Linked DNA regions of Homo sapiens: region 2 is linked to region 1. The links are chromatin contacts, found by Hi-C or POLR2A ChIA-PET in ENCODE. All regions are on one chromosome and are shown on one strand. The core of a region is the stretch at or near the end of the contact, and the rest is flanking DNA. Distances in the headings are between cores, read along the strand shown. Region 1 holds the start of ATF7IP2 (activating transcription factor 7 interacting protein 2). Region 2 overlaps LINC01290 (long intergenic non-protein coding RNA 1290).

The links. Hi-C counts contacts between places; a loop is a spot of excess contacts on that map. ChIA-PET counts read pairs that join two places held with the same protein, here RNA polymerase II (POLR2A). Pooled maps may share reads with other maps.
Region 2: a map of CD8-positive, alpha-beta T cell shows a loop between it and region 1 (4-fold over the local background). The contact joins the enhancer-like site here to the promoter of ATF7IP2 in region 1. A Hi-C loop is called at or near these places in 10 of 168 maps with a recorded cell type or tissue (A673, B cell, CD8-positive, alpha-beta T cell and 6 more), 12 of 37 single-sample maps with no recorded cell type and 17 of 50 pooled maps. POLR2A ChIA-PET finds 5 or more read pairs at or near these places in 7 of 52 experiments (CD4-positive, alpha-beta T cell, HEK293, HepG2 and 4 more).

The regions. Positions count from the first base shown.
Region 1 is chr16:10,383,644-10,388,358 of GRCh38, reverse strand. ATF7IP2 (activating transcription factor 7 interacting protein 2) reads right to left here and starts at 2,298. Exons shown (of 14, transcript NM_001393719.1): 1 at 2,237-2,298. RefSeq lists a silencer at 2,420-2,559.
Region 2 is chr16:10,513,328-10,518,037 of GRCh38, reverse strand. LINC01290 (long intergenic non-protein coding RNA 1290) reads left to right here. Exons shown (of 2, transcript NR_149081.1): 2 at 2,806-3,196. Among named protein-coding and RNA genes, the nearest start is that of LINC01290, 13 kb to the left of the region's middle. Within about 2 kb of position 3,282, at least 6 of the 41 ENCODE cell types and tissues checked have a DNase peak (open chromatin) inside an H3K27ac peak, as active enhancers do.

The DNA of each region.
Region 1 (4,715 bases), core at 1,049-3,548:
AAAAAATCCAATATATTATCTCCCTTTCCTCCAAAAAGTCATGGTTATTTCTCTCTAGACACTGGCTGACTCCAATCTGTCCCATCGTTGGTAAAAATGAAGATGAAAAACTATCCTAGTCTACTGTAAAGCAGAATAATTATCTAAATGATATAAAAATATGAGATAGGCCGGGCGCTAAGACTAGCGCCTGTCATCCTAGCACTTTGGGAGGCAGAGGCGGGCTGATCACCTGAGGTCAGGAATTCGAGACCAGCCTGGCCAACACGGTGAAACCCCATCTCTACTAAAAATACAAAAACTAGTCGGGCGCCTATAATCCCAGCTACTTGCAAGGCTGAGGCAGGAGAATCACTTGAACCCGGAGGGAGGAGGTTGCAGTGAGCCGAGATCGCGCCACTTCACTCCAGCCTGAGCCAAAGAGCGAATCTCTGCCTCACAAAGAAAAATAAATAAGTAAAATAAAATAAAATAAACGAGATAGATAAGTCACCGCAGTGTGTGTGTGTCCGGGTGGCGGGGGGAGGGGGGGGGAGTAAAATAGACTGACATAGAATGAGAGAATAAGATTTTTTGGTATTTTGTATCATCTCGCTCAACAATGAGAACTAATACTCTTGCGCATTTAAAGTTGTATTTTATTTTTAACTATCCAATATATTAAACTTTGATTACATCAAATGAAATAGATTGTGCACACTCACTATAAGAGAGCTATGATATATGCAGAAGCAAAGGTGCAGGGATCATGCAATAGTTTCGTACCAGATTTCAAGATACCAAGTAGCAAGGAAACACAATGGAATTGAAGGCTGAGGTGAAGTACAGGCATAAGGCAAGGAAAGCAGAACATTCAAGATGTACCTATATACACCAGTTCTTAAAACACGCAAATCATTTCCAATAAGGCACTGGCTCATGTATTTCTGTTGAGGCAGAAGTCAATCTTAGGATGTGGTCTGTACATATCTGCAGATAAGACTGAGAGTGAAGTAAATTTGATTAAGATCGGAGTCAACACTTCTACAAACGTATTGCAGAATAAACGAGCTAAGAAGAAAGGCATACTTCACAAAAGCTGAATTCAGTGTTATTAGTCCTTCATTCAGATGCTTCATTTTTGCATTTTCAATTGCTTTCCTGTGATATAACTTATCTTTATCTTGGTCTTCCCCATTTGTTTTGCAAATAGTTATGTCGCAGGTCATTTACTGGCTACAATAAATATGACAAAATCATAATAAAAACAGTATTAAGTCGCAATCTAGAATAACAATTTAAGTGAATATGACATAATTTTTCTAATGTGGACTATTCAGTACAACTGTCCTCTTCTTCCATACATATTAACCATATGCAAGTCTTCAGAACAGAAAAAGCCATTGTGTCGTAAAGGAAGGAACACGTGGTTAGAAACTTCATTTTCAACACAGAAACACGGAAAGGTAGAAAGTCCGTTTCCTTAAGTGCGGTAAGGTTTTAACAAAAATAAGGCAAAAAAAATTATTGCGTCCTCTCTTTCTCAAACTTGCTTGCCAAACTTGGAGAAAACTGGTTAGAGAAGGGCGATAAGATGGAATTTTCTTAAAAACATATTCATAAAAACGAACTTCTACCTTAAGGAAATCGTCTTCCTTAAATCCTACCATCCTTACACCGGCAAGCTCAGAGGTACGGGATTTCAGCATTTTACTCAGAATTTTGTATTTTTCCTGATGCTCTGGTCCCTACTTTTTAACAAACTTCAAGGCCGCCAGGCGAGATCCAGTTGCCTTCTGGCACCTGACTTCATTAGATGATTAAAACAACTCAAGAAAATTTGGCAATGGGACACTAAAATTGGTGGAGGTGGAGATTTATCCGTTAATTTCTGAAAGCATTCCGGACAAGAGCGAGCTTTTACTTACCCCTCAGGACAAAAAACACGCACCACTTCCCTCCGCAGTCCCTAACCCCAGTGCCGCCCGGACCTGAGGCCGCACACCACTCCCGCTTCACCAGTATCCCTCTGCGAAAACGGTGGAGACGCGCCCGTCCGCCCCTCAGGGGCCTCTTCCCGGACCTGTCAGACGGCCCCGCGGACGCTTTTCAGTCAGGGCAGCTTCGCCGCAAACGTCCGGTAGGCCCGGCGCTCCGAGGCCTCCGGGGCCGGCCCTCAGAGAGGCGACCGACGCTCCTAGAGCCGCCACCCCGCCAATCGCCGCTCTCGCAGGACACTCGCCCGGCCCCAACGTACCTAGAGCGACGACGCACCAGCCGCAGCAATACCCACAGCCACTTCGAACCGCAGCCGTTAACAATGCTGGTCCGGCCAGGACCTGCTGAAGTAGGTCTCCCTACGCCCACCCCCAGCTGATTATGGACCAATGGCAGCGCGAATATGCGGCAGCCCAGCCAGTCAGGCACAGCCAGCTAGAGTGGGCGGGGCGAAGGGTCGCGAGGGGAAATGGAAGTAGGCTGAGGGGCGCCTGGGGTTCGCCTCCGTGGGCGCTTCTTCCGGTCAGCCACCGGGGCTTACCCGCCATAGCGCAGATGCAGGCTCCTGAGCTGGGCCTTTCTTTTGAGTGACTCGTGTGAAGATTTAGACTTTCGAAACTTATTAGGAATAAGACCTTATTTACAAAAACAACTCCTCACCCGGTCGGTAGTTTCCGATTTGAATTTTCTAATATTGTTTGAAAATATTTATCTTATTTACTTTTTTGGACGACTCCTTAAATTTTGTGACTCAGGAGATTGGTCCTAGCACCGTAGTCTTTTTTTTTTTTTTTTTTTTTTGAGACGGAGTTTCGCTCTTGTCGCCCAGGCTGGAGTTCAGTGGCGTGATCTCAGCTCACTGTACCCCCATTTCCCACCTCCCAGGTTCAAGCGATTCTCCTGCCTTAGCCTCCCGAGTAGCTGGGACCACAGGTGTGCACCACCATGCCCGGCTAATTTTTGTACTTTTAATAGACATGGGGTTTCACTATGTTGGCCAGGCTGGTCTTGAACTCCTGGACCTCAGGTGATCCGCCACCTCTGCCTCCCCATATGTTGGGATTACAGGCATGAGCCACTGCACCCACCCGCACCATAGCCTTGAGTTTGCTAAATTGTCCCAGGAACCTGCCAGCCTTGGCTGCTTGTGATTTCATGAGGCCCGATGCCTTAGGTGGCTGTGCACTTGGATGCCATGAACTCACTCAACAGGTGGTCACTGAATGCCCACTGTGTAGAAAATACAGGAAATACAACAGTAGATTAGATCCATAATGCCCTCTTTTTCATTAATTAATTTATTTATTTATTTGACAGAGTTTTGCTCTTGTTGCCTAGGCTGGAGTGCAATGGCGCGATCTCGGCTCACCACAACCTCCGCCTCCCGGGTTCAAGCGCTTCTCCTACCTCTGCCCCCAACAAGTAGCTGGGATTATAGGCATGCGCCACAGTGCCTGGCTAAGTTTTTTTTTTATTTTTAGTAGAGACGGGGTTTCTCAATGTTGATCAGGCTGGTCATGAACTCCCGACCTCAGGTAATCCACCTGCTTCGGCCTCCCAAAGTGCTGGGATTACAGGCGTGAGCCACCACGCTTGTCATGAGGCTAGAGCTGCCTGCCTTGTCACTTCCAGTTAGGAGAAAAATGAGGCAAGTCCGGACAATCTAGGTTGGGTCATCAATGGAATAACATACTCCAACCAGCCAGTTCCCCAAATATGCTCCAGGGATCTAGGGGTAATCTTTAATGTCAATCCTATTTTTATAATTATACTATTTTTATAATAATATAAAGATGATTTTGCTTTTTTCATTCTCTGAGTCAGGAGAGTACATGGAATTTTCTAGAAGCCTCTGGAAAATCGACGGGTGATATTGCTACAGATTGAATACAGAAGCAGACATGAGAATCTAACTACCAACCTGGGCAACAAAGTGAGATACCCACTTTTCTAGAAAAGTAAAAATAAAAAGTTAGCTGCATCCTTCCACCTACACGGGAGGCTGAGAGGACGGGAGGATCGCTTAAGCTTAGGAGTTAGGGACTGCAGTGAGCTGTGATAGTGTCACTGCACTCCACCCTGGGTGATAGAGCAAGAGACTGTCTTAGAAAAGAGAGAGAGAGAGGCCAAGCGCAGTGGCTCACATCTGTAATCCCAGCACTTTGGGAGGCTGAGGCAGCCGGATCATGAGGTCAATAGTTCGAGACCAGCCTGGCCAACATAGTGAAACCCCATCTCTACTAAAAATACAAAAATTAGCCGGGCATGGTGGCGCGTGCCTGTAATCCCAGCTACTCGGGAGGCTGAAGCAGGAGAATCGACTGAACCCGAGAGGTGGAGTTTGTGGTAAGCCAAGATCGCACTACTGCACCCCAGCATGGGCAACAGAGTGAGACTCCGTCTCAAAAACCAAAAAAAAAAAAAAAAGAGAGAGAGAGTCTTACTGTATTAAGTCAGACGTTAAGGAAATTAGCAAAAATGTAAAACAATCCTAATCTTTGCACATTTTTTGTTGTTCTAGAACATGATTTTGAAAATAATTATAGGGTTGCTAAGAGAGATAGTGTGGGAGGGAGTGGGAGGTAGTAAGTTGCAGTCAGATAAGGAATTTGGACTTAATTCAGTTAACAGTGAGTAACTAGCCTTTAGAAATGTTATGTCTATTTAAGGTACTAGGATATCTTGTATGTCATTTTAACAATAGTAATATAATAGGCCAGGTGGACACCTGTAATCCT
Region 2 (4,710 bases), core at 2,033-4,532, 130 kb before region 1:
CTCATCTGCTGAGCTCGTTCCCTGGCAGAGGAAGCAGAGAGCCAGAGGGTGATATGGGGCAAGTGCCCACTTAGCAGATTTAGCCAGCAGGTCAACTAATTTTAAGTTTCACTTGGCTTTCTGTCTCGTTGTACTTGAAAAAAGTCTTTATAATTTGCTGGCTGGGAAAATAGTTGCTTAAAGAATGGTTTATGGATGCTCTGCCTTAGAATCCATGGGGAACATCTTGAGATTGCAGATTCCTGGGCTGCGCACCAGACTTGCTGAGTCAGAACCTCAAGGGCTGGGGCCCTGGGATCTGCCATTTTGACAGGCTCTCCAGGGATTTGGATTGAGGGACGTTGGCGATTGCAATTGGGAATACTTTGTGGGATGCTTGATTCCGTAAACTAGGCCAATTAGCTCAGTTTAGGAGGTGGTTATGACCCAGAGCATCGGAGCTTCCTCCTTACCTGTCAGTTCTCTTCTTTCCCTCTCTAAGCACAATAAACACAGTGGCCCTGAGAGGTGTCTTGAAAATATAATAACAGGCCAGGCGCGGTGGCTCACACGTGTAATCCCAGCACTTTGCGAAGCCAAGGCGGGCGGATCACTTAAGGTCAGGAGTTCAAGACCAGCCTGGCCAACACGGCAAAACCCCGTCTCTACCAAAAATACAAAAATTAGCTAGGTGTGGTGGCAGGCGCCTGTAGTCGCAGCTACTTGGGAGGCTGAGACAGGAGAATTGTTTGAACCCAGGAGGCGGGGGTTGCAGTGAGCCAAGATCACACCACTGCACTCCACCCTGGGTGACAGAGGCTGACTCTGTCTCAAAATAAAAAAAAAAAAGAAGAAAAAAAGAAACATCTGAGACTGGGTAATTTATAAAGAAAAGAGGTTTAAGGCCGGGCACGGTGGCTGACGCCTGTAATCCCACCACTTTGGGAGGCTGAGGCAGGCAGATCACAAGATCAGAAGTTTGAGACCAGCCTGACCAATATGGTGAAACCCTGTCTCTACTAAAAATACAAAAACTAGCCAGGTATGGTGGCAGGCACCTGTAGTCCCAGCTACTCGGCAGGCTGAGGTAGGAGAATCTCTTCAACTCAGGAGGCGGAGGTTGCAGTGAGCCATCATTGCTCCACTGCACTCTAGCCTGGGCAACAGAGAGAGACTCTGTCTCAAAAAAAAAAAAAAAAAAAAAAAAAGGAGGTTTAATTGGCTCATGGTTCTTCAGGCTTTATGGGAAGCATGATGCTGACATGTGCTCAGCTTCTGGGGAGGCCTCAGGAAGCTTACAGTCATGGTGGAAGGCAAAGGGGAAGGAGGCATGTCACATGGCCAGGGCAGGAGCAAGGGTGGGGGCGCCACACATTTTTATTTTATTTATTTATTTTTGAGACAGAATTTCACTCTTTTTGCCCAGGCTGGAGTGCAATGGCGTGATCTCGGCTCACTGCAACCTCCACCTCCCAGGTTCAAGTGATTCTCCTGCCTCAGCCTCCTGAGTAGCTGGGATTACAGGCAGGTGCCAACACCCCCAGCTAATTTTGTATTTTTAGTAGAGACGGGGTTTCACCATGTTGGCCAGGCTGGTCTCCTACTCCTGACCTCAGGTGATCTGCTCCCTCGGCCTCCCAAAGTGCTGGGATTACAGGCGTGAGCCACTACGCCCAGACACCACACAGTTTTAAATGACCAGATCTCATAAGAACTCACTATCACAAGGACAGCACCAAGTGGATGGCACTGAACCATTCATGAGAAACCACCTCCATGATCCAATCACCTCCAACCAGGCCCTACCTCCAACACTGGGGAGGAAAATTCAATGTGAGATTTGGGTGGGGACAAATATACAAACTACATCAACACCCCGAATTCTTTCTGGAGAGCTCTCTCTGCCTCCCTGTGGGCAATGTCTTGTAGAGGTCAATCAAAGTGACTTGTAGCATATGACCCAAGCCAGGCCAATCAACTTCCTCTTTCGGAGCCTCTCCTGGGCTCCCCAGTGGGATGCCACAAGGATGGAAACCCAGTTGATCTTGATTCCTCCAGCGCCTGTCTCCTATGAAGTCTCCCCTTCAGCCTCTTCTCTGATATTCTCCTTGCTGTGTGTTGAGCCTTCTCTAGCCCAGAGCAAGATTCTGGGGGTTACCCCATGTGCTTCCCCCAGCCCCTCTCCTGATTAAGTTCTGGTGCTCTCAGCAACTCTGAGTTTTCTGAAGGTTTTCTCTCCTTTTTTTTTTTTTTTTTGAGATGGAGTCTCACTCTGTCACCCAGGCTGGAGTACAGTGGCACAACCTCGGCTCACTGCAACCTCTGCCTCCTGGGTTCAAACGATTCTTGTGCCTCAGCCTCCCTAGTAGCTGGGACTACAGGTGCATATCACCACGCCCGGCTAATTTTTTTTTTGTATTTTTAGGAGAGACGGGGTTTCACCATGTTGGCCAGGCTGGTCTCAAACTCCTGACCTCAAGTGATCCTCCCGCCTCCGCCTTTCAAAGGCTGGGATTACAGGTGTGAGCCACCACACCTGGCTGAAGATTTTCTCTCTTATTCCATGACTGCATCCTGCTGCAATGCTCTGGAAACCTTCGTCCTGTTTTATATTTTCAAAGGGAGCAGAAAAGAGTTGAGGTTTCCTATGTGATTTATTTGGCCACATTCAACTTAGTCCATCAGATAAGCTTTGTTATCGTTGACTACATAGACTGCATGGCTTCTATGGTTTCATTGAGATTTGAACACTTTTCACTTGTGTTGGATTTTCAGCTTAAACTAATTTATTTTAATTGACGTCATTCAATTCCAATTTTATAAAAGGATGAACGCACGACGGAAAAGAGTAGGGAACATTTTGCTTGATGAGAAAATCCGCCAGCAAGGATGTTGGGCTCTAAGCAGAACTGAAGCTCTGGAATTAAGAACACAGCCAAGGAAGAGCTCTGGACTCTGAGTTTAAAGAAGCTGACTGACTTGTAAGGCAATTCCAGGTAAGATTGGTGAATCAAGTTAAGAATCAAAAGCAACTGAGATCAACGTGGAGGCCTGGAAGGTAAGGGCCATATTTTACCTAGATACTAGCTTAGAGACTTGCTACATTGGCACTGTATTTTAAGTATGTTATTTAGTAGTATTGTGAAATCAACTGGTTTCAACATTGAAAAGGATAAAAATAGCTTATGAAAACAAAACGGTTTTTTTTTTTTTTAAAGGATAAGGTGCATGTTTAATTTCAATTGCAGAAATGAAGGGAAGAGGCACTCCTGCCACCTGGTGGGCATTTATCCAAATTGTTTGTTCAGGTCTTTTAGGGGTGAAATTCGGGTTGTTGAATCTAGGTTGAACACACAAACATTCCAGCCCCAGCAGCAGTTGGGTCTTATTTCCTTCCCCTTGACCTGGGATCTGTACCTTTCTGTTTCCAATTAAGGCCTTTATAAATGAAAGCAACCTGGTTTGGCCAGATAAAAGTTCATGTCTCCTTGCCCGTGTCCTTGTGAACTGTATGACACTGCTCTCTGGAAATCTCGTGTGTGTACTTTTCACTTGTTAACCTCCTGTGTCCCCCACTACAAGGTCAGCTGCAAGAAGGCAGGGATTCTGTCTGGTCTTGCTATTCATGATAGTGCCTGGTACACTGTCTGGCATATTGGTCGATAGTTCCCTGATGAATGAAAATTTAACAAATAGGTGAAAACAGAGTTTTGGGTTGCCTGAGTGGCATGTTCCAAACCTTTACCATATGGTAAACCTCTTAGTTCAACTGCTAATAATTTCTTCTGTGTCTTGGGTTACAATCAACCTACCCAAGTTTGGCCTCTATCTTGCTGCAAGAAATAACTCCTGCCCATAGCTGTACCAGATTAGATTTATACAGAACCCAGTAGCCTGAAAGAAGACCTCCAATCCTACTACTTAACTATCCCAAATATCTCTCTGCTTGCTACTCATGGGTCCCAATTTGCAAGCAAGTGGTAGGTGAGTGTCCCTGGCTCATGGGACATTTTTTTTTTTTTCGTAAGGAGATAAGGGGTAGATAAGTAGAATTAGCCCAGTGGGAAATGATTTCAAGCTGCGGATTGATGATTAGGGTAATTTGTGGGTAGTCCAGAGAATGCCCCATGATCCTAAAGAATTACCATCATGCGTTGTTGCGATAGTGGTCAGATGAGTTTGAATTGATCATTGGCTGTGATTAGGGAGTCTCCTGTGCTGACCCATGTCCTCCCTTCAGAGGCATCTGGAACATCAATCCTGCAGATTATTCAGCTCATTAGGAATTCCCCGTGGAAGCTCAATACTTTCCTGAATCTGAATAGTTAAACCTCTGTGTTGCAAAAATCAAATACCATCTGGCTTTTGTGTTGTCTTGGCTAAATCCAGTCAATCCCAGCTTCTTCAATGGCATTTATGATATTCTGTTCCCACAAATCCAGAGAATCATAACTGGGTTAGAAACAGTTTTATTTAATCTTGGGTGTAGAAAGATTGTTTTCATAGATCAGACAGCATTTACCTCCATCAGAGTAAGAAAAAAGAATGTCCAGGTGTGTCCTTGCCCCAGTGATCACAGCATCTGTTGATATGTTCCTTGATATCAGTATATAGATCAAACTTACTGTCATCTTTAAAGAAGTTTACTTCATTCAAGTGCGGTGGCTCATGCCTGTAAAACCAGCACTTTGGGAAGCTGAAGTGGATGGATCACTTGAGGTCAGGAGTTCG